Regions from separate parts of the Homo sapiens genome. Here region 2 is linked to region 1. A link is a contact called in ENCODE Hi-C or POLR2A ChIA-PET data. All regions are on one chromosome and are shown on one strand. The core of a region is the stretch at or near the end of the contact, and the rest is flanking DNA. Distances in the headings are between cores, read along the strand shown. Region 1 holds the start of AKAP8L (A-kinase anchoring protein 8 like). Region 2 overlaps BRD4 (bromodomain containing 4).

Evidence for each region. Hi-C counts contacts between places; a loop is a spot of excess contacts on that map. ChIA-PET counts read pairs that join two places held with the same protein, here RNA polymerase II (POLR2A). Pooled maps may share reads with other maps.
Region 2: a map of heart right ventricle shows a loop between it and region 1 (3-fold over the local background). The contact joins the enhancer-like site here to the promoter of AKAP8L in region 1. A Hi-C loop is called at or near these places in 22 of 168 maps with a recorded cell type or tissue (A673, CD4-positive, alpha-beta T cell, CD4-positive, alpha-beta memory T cell and 15 more), 17 of 37 single-sample maps with no recorded cell type and 31 of 50 pooled maps. POLR2A ChIA-PET finds 5 or more read pairs at or near these places in 8 of 52 experiments (AG04449, AG04450, BJ and 5 more).

What each region holds. Positions count from the first base shown.
Region 1 is chr19:15,414,452-15,421,124 of GRCh38, forward strand. AKAP8L (A-kinase anchoring protein 8 like) reads right to left here and starts at 4,537. Exons shown (of 14, transcript NM_014371.4): 1 at 4,460-4,537. The coding sequence starts at 4,472. WIZ (WIZ zinc finger) reads right to left here. Exons shown (of 13, transcript NM_001371589.1): 13 at 5,527-6,673. RefSeq lists enhancers at 1-88, 89-588.
Region 2 is chr19:15,248,024-15,254,755 of GRCh38, forward strand. It overlaps BRD4 (bromodomain containing 4), which reads right to left. Exons shown (of 20, transcript NM_001379291.1): 11 at 6,129-6,239. Among named protein-coding and RNA genes, the nearest start is that of EPHX3, 19 kb to the left of the region's middle. RefSeq lists an enhancer at 2,521-3,392. Within about 2 kb of position 3,293, at least 29 of the 41 ENCODE cell types and tissues checked have a DNase peak (open chromatin) inside an H3K27ac peak, as active enhancers do; they include A673, dorsolateral prefrontal cortex, endothelial cell of umbilical vein and 5 more, where a contact is called at or near this core.

The DNA.
Region 1 (6,673 bases), core at 3,287-5,786:
TATAAAGCTAAATGTTAGATCACAGATTTCTTTTTTTTTTTGTTTGTTTGTTTTTGAGACGGAGTCTCGCTCTGTCGCCCAGGCTGGAGTGCAGTGGCACGATCTTGGCTCACTGCAAGCTCCGCCTCCTGGGGTCACGCCATTCTCCTGCCTCAGCCTCCTGAGTAGCTGGGACTACAGGCACCTGCCACCACGCCTGGCTAATTTTTTGTATTTTTCACAGAGATGGGGTTTCGCTGTGTTAGCGAGGATGGTCTCGATCTCCTGACCTCGTGATCCGCCCACCTCGGCCTCCCAAAGTGCTGGGATTACAGGCGTGAGCCACCACGCCTAGCCCACGGATTTCTTTCTTTCTATTTTTATTAGAGACAGGGGGTCTCACTGTCATCCAGGCTGGAGTGCAGTGGCACAATCACTGCTCACTGTGGCCTCAGCCTCCGGGGCTCAAGTGATCCTCCTACTTCAGTCTCCTGTATAGCTGGGACTATAGCCACGCACCACCAGGCCCAGCTAATTTTTGTTTTCTTTTTCTTTTTTTGTTTTGAGAGACAGGGTCTCACTATGTTACCCATGCTGGTGTTGAATTCCTGGGCTTAAGCAATCCTCTCACTTTGAGACCATGGATTTCTAGTTCTGCAGCAACACTCCTTGCTTTTAACCAATCTCTCGTCAACTTTTTTTGCTCAAAAATACAAAAGCAGGCCAAATGCTGTGGCTCATGTCTGTAATACCAGTACTTTGGGAGGCTGAGTTGGGAGGATCACTTGAGCCCAGGAGTTCAAGACCTGCGTGGCAACATAGTGAGACCTCATCTCAGAAATAAAAAATTAGCCAGGCATGGTGGCATGCACATGTAGTCACAGCTACTTGGGAGGCTGAGGTGAGGTGGGAGGATTACTTGAGCACAGGAGGGCGAGGCTGCAGTGAGCTATGATTTTGTGCCACTGCACTCCAACCTGGGCAACATAGTGAGACCCTGTCTCAACAAAACAAAACAAATGCTTCTCAGTTTTATACTTTTCCTTTCTCCTTTTTAAAAAAGAGTATATATTTTCTTGAGACAGGATCTTGCTCTGTTGCCCAGGCTGGAGTGCAATGGCATGATCATAGCTCAGCAATGTTGAACTCCTGGGCTCCAGCAAACCTCCCAGTCAGCCGGGCGCAGTGGCTCATGCCCGTAATCCCAGCACCTTGGGAGGCCAGGGAGGGCGGATCACAAGGTCAGGAGATCAAGACCATCCTGGCTAACAAGGTGAAACCCCGTCTCTACTAAAAATACAAAAAATTAGCCGGGTGTGGTGGCGGGCACCTGTAGTCCCAGCTACTTGGGAGGCGGAGGCAGGAGAATGGCATGAACCTGGGAGGCGGAGCTTGCAGTGGGCCGAGATGGCGCCACTGCACTCCAGCCTGGGTGACAGAGCAAGACTCCGTCTCAAAAAAAAAAACAAAAAAAAAATCCCAGAGTCTCGCTGTCATCCAGGCTGGAGCACAGTGGCACAATCATGGCTCACTGCAGCCTCAACCTCGCAGAGCTAACTTTTTTATTTTTAATTTTTATAGAGAAAGGGTCTTGCTATGTTGCCCAGGCTCATCTCAAACTCCTGGCCTCAAGCAATCTTCCTGCCTCGGCCTCCCAAAGTGTTGTGATTACAAGTGTGAGCCACCGTGCCTGATCTAAAAAAAAAAAAGAGTCTTATTTGAAGGAGTAACACAGAGTACCAAAAATTAAAAGATAACTGGAATTAGGTTAGGTTGCCTTCAATCTTTATTATCTGAGCCAAGAGTAGGGTGACAACCATCCTCAAAGATGGTCTCCATTCCTGCCTCTTAACGTTATGTAGATCCCTCCCAACTAATAGAGCTAGCCAGTGCAACCAATAAGATTTATGAAAATGACTGAGTGTGACTTCTGGGATTTTCGCCTTGCTCTTTCTGGGATCATTCAGTCTGGAGAAAACCAGCCACCATGTTGTGAGGATACTCCAGCAGCCAGCCCTAGGGAGAGATCCATGGGGCCAAGAATTATTGGCCAGCATCAGCCTGCCAGGCATGGGAGTTTAAGTCACCTTGGAGGTGGGACCTCCAGCCTCAGTCAGGCTTTCAGATGACTCTAGTCCACATAGAGATCCTAAATGTAACCTCATGATATTCCAAGCTAGAACCACCCAGTGAAATCACCTATCCATTCCAAACATAAAGAAACTGTGTGAGACAATAAATGTTTCTATGACAAGTACAGTAGCATTTCAGACCTTTGTTTGAGGGCCTGATTCTGGATATTTCTGTGCTGTTTACCACTGCTCTCCTCTTCCCCTCTCAGTGCTAGAGATGCAGCTTCCTTTCCCACGTATAAATAAGGTAACAGGGTTCAAAAGCAGGGCGAGTTAATAAAAAGATTTATCAGTCACCTTTTATGTTTAATAATGCTAACATTTGCTTCGAGGCCTCTAGGACTTACCCTTAAAGCTATTAGTTGTCTGAAATGTGAATTAAAATGCCTTTGACTTTAGTGCCCTACTTCTTAAATAAGGGGAAGACTCACATTGTAAATTACTGTGGTTTTCAGTTTATCAAGATAAAGGAAAAACTAATCATTACTTTTTTAGCTTGGCTATCTCAGTGCCCACCCAAACCCAGAACTACAGCCTACAAGACCTAGAGCTGGAATTCAGGTTTGGTCATTAGTGACCTTGTATCTCAGTTTCCTCATCTATTAAAAAAAAGAGCTCCATTACTCAGCTACCCCACAGCACCCAACCATTCATCTTCTGGTTTCTTCAAGAGTCCTGTTTTTAAAAACCATGAAACTGTCTTCCAGTTCTTGGTAAGACTTGGTGAGAATTATATTCCAATCCCAGGGATGTCAGTAACAACCCCATAGTCTTTCCTCCTGAACTAGGAAAGCTACAGAAAGGCTCTGGCAGAGCTGCCCAACTTGGGCACTACTGATGTTTGACGCCAGATACTTCTTTGCGGTAGGTGTCATTGTGTATACCGTAGCAGGGCAGCATCCCAAACCTCCATCCACTAGATACCAGCAGCACTCCCACTCCCATATGTGACAACCAAAAATGTCTCCAGACATTGCCAGATGTCATCTGGGGCAGAATCACCCCTGGATGAGAACCCACTGGGCTGGGGGATGGTTGCTAGAAAAACTGGGGTTCTTGGAAAGCTCCTGACCTGGCAGCCAGGGTAGAGGGGACTGGCACTACCTTCTTGCCTATGCCAACATAAAGTGGTCTACAAAGGAGCCCCACAGACTCACGTTGCATTCTCAGTTCTCAAAATTCCAAGTAGAATGCAGGTTACCTGGCAACCACACACGCTCAAGCCTATAATACCCTCACCAAACAGGGAGGCCTAGTGTAAGTCTCCTGGCCGAGAAGCCTCATCAGTCACTGCCAAGGCAAACCCAGGAGGCCTTGGCAATTCACCCAGTGATGATTTACAGTCGCCCAAGCATATTGCGGGGGGCGGAGAGGGGCTCTCGGATCTGTCACCCACTCTCCCTTTCAAATCCCATTGGCCTCCCACTGGCCTCCCTGGCTGATCTTCTAACAAGCCAGGCAGTTCCTGCCCGTAAGCCTTTTACAGCAAAAGCTCCCTGGGCCAGATATCTTTATTCGCTCCCTCCATTTAGGTCTCTGCTCAAATGTCACCTCTTTACAGAAGGCTCCAACCACTCCACGTAGTGGAGCGACCCCCGCACGGTACTGACCACCCTAAAATATATCCTACACTCGCTTATTTGCCTATTAAGATCCTCGCCTCTAAGCTGCTTGAGGAATTCTTGTCTGTATTCCCAATACCCAGTCTGTACCGGACACGGTTCATTTGACAGACGCAGAGGGAATTAACATGGAACCTTGTCATTCCTTGCAGTTCAGCCCCTAGGGGCCCAAGGCTCCCCGCTCAGCCCAAACCCTTCCAATATTTACTTATCCCCCTAGGGCCTGGCGCCTTTCCCAGTTCTGAAATAGACAAAAGGGGGTGGTGGGTGGGATCGGGATGGGGGTGTAGAGCTGCGGCGTTTTTGCAGAGAAACTGCGCGGGGGAGGACGCGACAATGGCGACGGCAGCCGAGCCTGCTGCCTGCTCGCAAGGACCAAGGCCTGAGAAAGGGAAACCTAAGGCGTCGAGGTCCAGGAGCGCAGGCCAGGGACGGAGGTGGTGGGGGCGGAGACCTCGTGCGCTGAGGCCCGGACCCACGGACACAGGCGACAGAAGCCAAGACATCAGGCGGCCGGGAGCCGGGACGCCGGCTGCAGACACAGAGAGCTGAGGCAACGAGGCGTGAGGGCAGCGACCCTGAGGCGACGGGCCAGCGGCGCCATTTTGTGACCGCAGGGAAGGCAGTGACGGGGCCCCAGGGGAGGTGCGGGCAAGCCTGGTGCGGCATCCGCACGTCCCTGTCCCATCCCCCACGCAGAGCCCGACCCCACCCTGCCAGGCCCACCTGTGTAGCTCATGGTGGCGGGCAACACAACATCCGACGACGCCGGCTTCTGCTGCTCTGAACATCCGACGCTGCGATAGCTGCTGCTAACCACAGGGTCCCCTCCACACACACCCGAGCCCCGCCTCCCGACCGCATTGGCTCATACCGGCCTCGGCTTCACGTCTATTGGAAGGAACCGCTGTCTATCTCTATGCCTCCTCATATCAGTGGCTGGAAGCTGCTGGCAATCTCGTGAGAGCCCCGCCTTGTCCCCGCCTTCTGTTATTCTAAGGCCTCAGTGATTGGCCTACAGAAGCCGGCAGAGAGGCGGAGTCCTATAGAATTTGAGGGGGCGGAGCTGTGCACTACGGAAAGGCCCAAGGCCCAAGCATGGTCGGGCTGGAGGAGCGCCCGTACCCTGGAGACCCGCCAGAGGGAGTCGGGTCTACGGCTCAGGGCAGGGCTGGGATGCCAACTCCGCCACCGAGGTGCTGGGTAGGGGACCTAGCTAAGTCTCTCAAATTCTCTGGCCTTCGGCTCCAAAACAAGCATAGCAAAGCCATGTTGAGAAGAGAAAATTAAAACAGCACCAAACAAGATGCTGGACACACGTTTCAACATTACGTGACAAAGTGTGTGTAAAGAAATCATTCTGGTGCCAGTGCACTGAATAAATGTGATTAATCGTAACAAAACGATAATATATTTATATGGCATATGCTTATATGTGTAATAATTCCGTTTGTATTGTGTGTCATTCGAATGCTCCTTCAAACCTGCAAAAAGCTTTTAATCCTCACTTAAAACTGAAGCTTGGAACTCATGATTTGCTCAAGGTCCTTGACAGTTACGTGTTAAAATGGGAGCTTTGCTTCTAAAACCCTCCTGATTCACTCTGGGCTCGAGAGATCCTGCAATAGTGCAGCCGGGCACCAGTCATGTCCTCAGTCTGTTTCCTGGGCATATGGAAACCCTGCCAGGGACAACTCATAATTTCTAGAGATGACAGAGCTGCACCGAAGAGTACTTAACACGTGTGTTTGTGAAAACTCATTAAGCTGCGCAATTACGACTTCTACGCTTCGTGTGTTTTAAAACTTTTTTTAAGGTATGCTGTTTCTTTTTGATATTGTTGATTTCTTTAGGTGTAATAGTGGCATTTACAACGTTGAGAGAAACATACTGAAATACTAAGAAGTTAACTGATCTTATGGCCAGGATGTGCTTCACACAATTCAGACAGGTAGAGAGAGGAGGAGGAAGCAAGGAGCTATAAGATAAATCTCTGACAGCTGAAGACATTGGTCATGGGTTGGTGATGGATAGATGAGAGTCCATTTTACTGTTTGCTCTACTTTTGTATAGTTGGAATTCTCCATGATAAACTGTTTTAATAAAACTCCCCCCACCCAAATGAGGCTTCTGCAGAACTTGCTGCCATACGGAACAAAGCCACTTCTGATGTGTTAAGTGAGCAAACTCCAAACATGAAGCAGAGATCTGACGGATAAGCACTCTGGCTTCGGGGTTCATCTCCCCATCAGCCTCAGGGATGCCTGCCTGTCTTCCAAACCAAGGCAGGGCCCCAGGACACGTCTTCTGCGCCCTGCAGGTTCGTTCCTTCATCGCACTTGCCACAGTCATCATTGTACCGATTTGATTTCGTTCACATCCAACACCCTCAGAGACCACGGCTCAAAAGCTGAGACTTTGCTGCCTGAGGTGTATTGAAGTGGCTTGAGCAGAGAAGAGCAATGCTCAGAAAGTTTTAGGAAAACATCCCCCTGCAAGAACTGGAGGTGACTCTTCCAAGGACACACATGACCCTCACTTCACTGCATGATTGGTGGGGAGGAACTTGCCATATGACTTTATAAGCTCTTGTATCATTTGACTGTTTTTTGTCACATCTAGCCTATACCACTTTTATATTTCAAAAACTGACTTACGGGCCGGGCATAGTGGCTCACGCCTGTAATCCCAGCACTTTGGGAGGCTGATCACTTGAGCTCAGGAGTTCAAGACCAGCCCGGGCAACATGGTGAAACCCCCGTCTCTACAAAAATTACAGATATAAGCCAGGGGTGGTGGTGCATGCCTGTGATCCCAGCTACCTGGATGGCTGAGGCAGGAGAATCACTTGAACCCAGGAGGCAGAGACTGCAGCGAGCCGAGGTCCCTACACTGCACTCCAGCTTGGGCAACAAAATGAGACCCTGTCTCAAAAAATAA
Region 2 (6,732 bases), core at 2,043-4,542, 170 kb before region 1:
ATAGCCCACTTCCAGTTCCAGAAGAAGGCAGGCCTCTAGGAAGCACCCACAATCTACACTTTAAAAAAGGAGAAAAAATGAAAAGCCCCTGAAACGCAGATGCAGTTCCTCAGGGGACTTTTCATGTCAGGCAGTTTTCTGCTGAGATGCTGGATTTGTGACCAAAAAAGGGCTGGTATTTATTTTTAGAGCAAAAAAGCCTATTTGTGTCTCTGGGAGGGCTTGGATGATGTGGCCACACTCGCCTGCCCCAACCCCAGGGGCTGTCGTCATTCTAAGGGACTGAAGACGGGGAAAATGTTCACACTGTTAACACCAGTCAGAGGTGTCCATGGGGCAGTCCCTGAGGGTCTGTGACACCCTCTCTGGTCCACCAGCCCAGACTCACCCCACTAGAGGAGGCGGGTGGGGTGAGGTGGGGTTGGGGGGATGATAGGCCCAAGGCCCTTCACCAGTGCCTGCCTGGCAGGTCCTGCATACTGCAGCCTGGTTCCAGGAGGTACTTTCCCTATGTGACTTGAGAAGACGGAGGCCAAAGAAACTGGGGAAATGCCCACCAGGCAACTTAAGCTTTTGGAAATGCACGGGAACAATGGAGACGAAGGAGGAAAGACTCCAAAAGGCTCAGAGTCAGCGGTGGCTCGAGCCTTACAGGGCACCAGTGAGAAGCATGCTGTGGGAAGAGCCTCACTGAGCCTTCCAGGGTCTAGAGGCCTTGCCTCTAAAGCTCCCACTCCTTATCTAGGACAGCTCTAGAGGTCAGAGTGTTCTTCCGCACACTGAACGAGAGCTCTCCTGGACTGATGTCACTGCAAGGTTCAGGAGGGAAGTAGTTAGGGTCCAAAGTCCCAGAAAAAGAGGGATGGGACAAAGAGAGAAAACATACTTGGGGTCTGGCTTTGCACACAGAGTAGCACCACATGAATGCATGTGTTGGGGATTGTCATCACCCTCCAGGAGATGCCACCCACCCAGAGGACCCCAGAGAACCAGGAAGGCTGGGCAGGACAGCCAGGCAGTCTTTACACAGAGAGGCCTGGGCGGCTGGCCAGGCAGGCAGCCTTCCCGAAGGCGGGACTAGGCGTGTGCTGCTGGACATGACTAATCCACCCCGGGGGACAGGCCCAGGGCTCTGAGGAATTCCATAACTTGATGGAGTCCTGTCCCTTTCACGGAAGAAAATGGACTTAAGCTATAGCTTGCTGGGAAGGAATCTGGAACTGAAGACCGTTTTATTAAGAGTCCGTGTCCAATGATTAGGCAGGACCTACGTAGAGGGAGAGAGAAACCAGTGTGAGAGAAATGGTGTGGAATGTACCATTTAAGTCACAAGAACAGAAGAACCGCAGACTGAGCCAACCTCCTGCGCCCTGGTGGCTGATGGGCACAAGAACGGCACTGGAGACTGGAGCCCTGCCCCGTGCCTGGCTAACCCTGGGTAGGGACAGACCCACCGCCCGCTTAGAAAGGTCACAGAGGCAGAATGCATGGATGCCTTGGAAACCGCCCCCAGCCTGCTCAGCTTCTAGAGAGTGGCCCTGGTTCCCACTAGCAAGCTCCACGTGTGCCCTGCCTGAGCGCACGCCGGCATTTCCTTTACTGCCCTCAAGTGGCTTCTTTTGAATTTGAGTGATGCCCCTGCCCTGTCCCACCAGCCAGGTGTGGCAAGCCCACCAGGCCCCTGCTGACTCTGAGCTCATCTCACCCAGGGGCTGTGCACTGTCTAGTCTCAGGAAGGCGATGCCAGCCCTTCCTCCTGGGTCTACAAGAAAGGAGGTACCAGAATGCAGGACCCCCAGTGGAGGGGAAAGAGCAAACAGCCTCATCTCTGCATTCCTCCAGATCCCCCAAACAAAAAGCTCAAACTCTAAAAAGCAGAACCTATTATATACACTGTTGAGGAGGAGAAAAAAAAGAAAAAGAAACAGGCTAAGGAATAAAGTCTTGTCCTTTCTTTCCTTTTTTGGGGTATCCAACATGGCTCCCTGGACCAGGGAGGGGCACTGGGCTTGTTCCCACCCACGTAGCAGAGCGGATGCCTCTGCTGGAGTCACGGATGCAACCGACGTGCTACTCCCTGGCCCCTGAGTGCGGGCATGGGAAAAACCCGCCCACTGGCGGCCTCTCACTCTGGGCCACATTCCACAAGGCTCGCCCTCACCCGCCCATGAAGCCCCAGAATCCCTCCAGCTGCAAATGCTGGCTGTTTGTGGGGGGAGTCACCTGGCTGTGCAGACAGAAAGGCTACTGCCCTATCTTCAAGTCTCTTCCTACTCCCCCACCTCCAGGGTCCTCACCATTCCCCTAGGTAAGCGCCACACTCTGGAGCAGGCAAGCAGCAGGCCTGGAGATGGACTAAGTCCCTCAAAGACCCTGGGGGTCAGGAAGCTGAGGCTGGTTGTGTGGTAAGAACGCCCCATGGCCTCTGTCTGCACTTCCCAGCTCAAATCTTTCCAAAACATCAAGCATTCCTTTTTCCCCTGGAGCTATTAAGAAACACCCACATGCTCCAATCCTGGGAAAAGGAAGCCAGGAAACTAAAATAGCTGGACTGCGCTCCCGTTCCAACTAGACGACCAGACCAAAGCCCAGGAGGATCTCTCACACCTCCCTGAGACCCTGTCCCAGCCCAGGTAGCTGAGGTTAAACGGGTATTCCTAAGAGGGACATAAGCTGTGGGGACACTTCTGCTCACAAAGACCTGTGCATGACACTTGGGAAGAACCAGATGTCAGCTATGTGACAAGTGAAAGCTAGAAGATTCCTAGGACATGCCCTGCCCCATGTGCTTGGCAGACCTAACCCCAGTGCTAATGACAGCAAAGCCACAGTACTGTCCACAGCCCACCTGGGACAGTGTCTTCCTCCAGCCTGCTCCACCCAGGTCTGCAGATGCCCTAGGGGTGGTGGGAGAGTGGCATTTGTGCCCTACCCCTGCCTGTCTCAATACAGAATCCTCAAGCAGCTCCAGGCTTTAGCTGGAATCACAGCTCAATGGAAGACCACAGCCCAAGCAATAGCTGGAATCAGAGGAAGTGGTAGGGCTGGCCCACTGCACTGCATGCTGCTGGGGCAGAGGGTGGGGAATACATGGTGGCCTGGGACACAGCTGGGAAAGCAGCACCCACCCCCGCCATCCTCCTCCTGCCTGTGTTCCGTTGCTCCCTGAACTAGAGCCTGGCCCCAGAGGACCACCCCACGCCTGCATCAGTCCACAGCATCCCGGTCTATGGATAGCTACCAAGAGGGGTGTTCATGTATCACACCCCCCAGCCTCAATCTAGTGACTCCATTCGTTTTCTTCTGGTGATTCATGTCTCAGGGCCGTTGTCAGCGGAACTAACCCCGTAGTATAAGTGACAAAAATAGGCCCTTTCAGGAATTTCGGCTCCAATCCAAATGGAAACACAAGAACGGGGGGGGGGGGGGGGGCGGGGGCGCGGGCCTGCAAATCAACTAGGCACCAAAAGACCAAAGGGAAATAATGTTCCCCCACCCTGACCCACTCCCGTTAAGGCAGAGCTGCCTGTAACGGGCCATGGACATCAGGGCTGCCGGGATTCCTGGACCCAGGAGAGCAGCTGCTGAAGGAGCTACGCCCCCTCTGCCCCCCGCCCTGAGAGTGCAGAGTCCTGTGCGGGACAGGGCAGCAGAAGGCTGTATTTACTGGTGCCAGGGTGTGGGTTCCCATTTCGGGATCTGCCGTACGAAACCCTCGCAGCGGCCCCTCCTGAGAGGAGAAGCACCCTGCCGGCCCACGACAGAGCTCACTCAGTGCACACAGAAGGCAAAGGAAAGCCCCTGCTGGCCAGGATTGGGAAGACAAAAGGGAGCCAGGCAAAACCCAAGGTGGGGAGGGCGCCTGGGAAGAGGGGAAGGCCAGAGCCCAGATAGCTGCATGAGCGGCCAGGGCTGGACCGCCAGAGCCTGGGAGCCTGGGAGCCAGCGGCTCTGAGACTGTAAATCTCGCCCTCCTTCCCGCCAGGACAGCTGTTCCCAGGACTCTCAGATTACTTGTTGCACAATCTTTCCACTTTTTTTTAAAGTGGGGGAGTGAAAAAATAATAAAATCTCGGCAGCGGCAGGAGGGGTGTGGGGCACTCGTTCAGGAAACCAGGAGCATTCCCACTCCTCTCCCAAAGCAGAGGAGCCCAGAAGAGGGACGCAGAGGCCAAGGGCAAAGGCCATGATCACACACTGGAAATCAGGATGTGATGGCCACAGCCCTCTAAGGTGTCTTGTCTTGTGAGGGCTAAAGCAGCACACTGCCACGACCACGTCATGTCATTTTAGTTAATCAGGTCCCCTGACAATTTCAGCATCTGGGGTTTCCACTTGGTCACTCAGATCCTCAGATGAGAAGACTACAAAACCCCTGGTAGGAGAAGTCAACTAGAAAACAGGAGGTGCAAAAACCCAGAGGAAGGCAAGCTGGAGGCTTGGCTGGCATGGAAAGTGAAAAGTCAGCGGCCACCAGGAATGCTAATTGGATCCAAGAATACAGCCATTCACCCCAGTCACTCTGCTGCGAGTGGGGGCCCTAGCTTCGGGTGGCAAAGCCAGCCCTTCCTGGGCAGCCATGGGGTGCAGTGCCTCCTGCTGGCTGATGGATTACAAAAGCAGTGTGGGGAGAGTAACGGTTAGAGATGAAAGGGTGAAGGATGGCGACAGGGAAGGCCAGGAGGCCAGTGAGCTGCCCACGGCATTCTGCATGCAGTTGTGGTAGAGAATGTGGGCATCTGGAGTCCTGGAGGGTCCTTCAGCCCACTTCAAGGCAAGTCTCCTCACTCACCTGGGAAGCAGAGGGCACCAGGCTGTCCAAGGGAAGAGGAATACTGACAAGGCCCGAGGTGCCACCTACCCCCACCCCATCTGTGCACACACACCTCAGAGCAACATGGCTCTCCCCAGCTGCCGTGAAGGGTCCTCAATCTTCCTTGGCACGATCAAGTTATTTACATGCACTGATTATTGAGGGTTAGCATTTATTTCTAGTTAGAATAAAATCCCAGGGATGGGACAGGCCCGTGGGAGAACATGCAGGAGTCTACTGCCAAAACACAGGTTTCCCACTGTGGATCCCCACTCCCCAGTCTGCCTGAGACCCTAGGGCCAGCTCTCAGGTGGTCTGCAGCACGCCAGCTCACTGACAGCTGCACCAGCCTAGCGGCAACCCCGTTGGCCGTAAACACAGGATGTTAGCTCCATCTCTCAGCAGGGGCTGGTCGCCAGGCCTTCTGGGCACCATGGCTCCCTCCCTAGCCTCTCCCCTGCGCCAGCCTGAGCATCTGCGCCCCTGAGAATAATGAGGAAAGTGCACACTTGGAGGAGAGCAGTCCCCTCTCCACTCCCACCTGGCACCCAGCATCACTACCTGCCTCCACCTCCCACTGAGGCTGCTGCTCAGAAGGTGGGCTCTAATGGGGAACCCAGGGTCCAACGTGCAGACCCACGGGGCTTGAAAAGAAGGGACTGTTAGTTAGAACTGCAGGAGGGACACGCAAGTCCAGGTGCGTGTGGAGTTAGGGCAGATTCAGGAGCAGCCAACACAGCAACGAGCACACTCTGGGGAGGGGTAGGCAATGGCTGGGGCCCAGGTGATGGCAGGGCCAGCAGCAGACTGGCGATGCGGCTGGCCAGCTGCAGTCTGCTCCACATCCACCAGAAACCAGCGAAGCATCTCCCTGAAGCGGCCGCACTGCACGTGACTGTGATACGGGGAAGGCCCTGGGGACACGAAGTCTCCACTGGTGCAGAAAGCTGGGTGTGGTCACATCAAGGTCAACAGCACAGCCTGGACCCCCACGCCCACAGTCCTCATGGCCCAGCTTCCCCGCCCACCATCCAGGGCTCCGCAGTGTCAACGCCCTTGGCCATTCATCCTCCATGACCAGACCCTGGCAGGGAGAGCATAACGGCCAGGCCGAGAGAATGGACACTACTGCACAGAGTGCAGGGCTATTCATGGCCCCAGGGAGACAGTTAACAAAGAGACAGACAGACAGAGGAACCCAGCAAGTTCTGGGAGTGCCGTCTCTGGGCTCTAGCATCCTGGACACAGGACCGAGCTAGTGCCAGGCACAGGTGGGAAGAGTTTGGTAAGACACGTAGAACACAAGTCACCTAACCTGTTTCGGAGTCTTCGCTGTCAGAGGAGCTGGACTCACTGGAGCTCTCCGACTCTGAGGACGAGAAGCCCTTCATCTTGGAGGAGCCGGCAATCACATCAACTTTCTCAGCTGCAATCCAAGCAATGGGAGCTGGTCAGGCAGGGCTGTGGCCCAGGAAGCCGCTCTAAGCCATGGGCACACCCCATCCATCTGGAGGAAGGACCAGTGAGGAGCCTGTGCACGGTGGGCCCAGGGGCTGCTCCCAACTGCCAGCTGCCACTCCCAGAACCCACGTGGTCCCACAGTTCCCATGGGTAGACTGCTTACAATGGAATTTCAAGGTTCCTTCAATCTCTCAAAAAGTCTCCTTTGGGGGGTTTATCAAGGATTCAAGAGACCAGGCAGAAGGATAATTTCCTAACACAAGGTACCGCTGGGCATAAGGCTTGGATTCTCCCAGTTACTCTTCTAGCAGGGGAAGAAGAAGATCCAAAAGGAACATGCTGCCAAAAGGTAACGCAAGGCAGGGAGAGACCCCCGGGGGTCTCTCAGCACAGCTGTTCAGACGCACGCTGGAATCATCATGTGGTGTGCCCCAGGTAGGGGCCCAAGGACCCCAGGA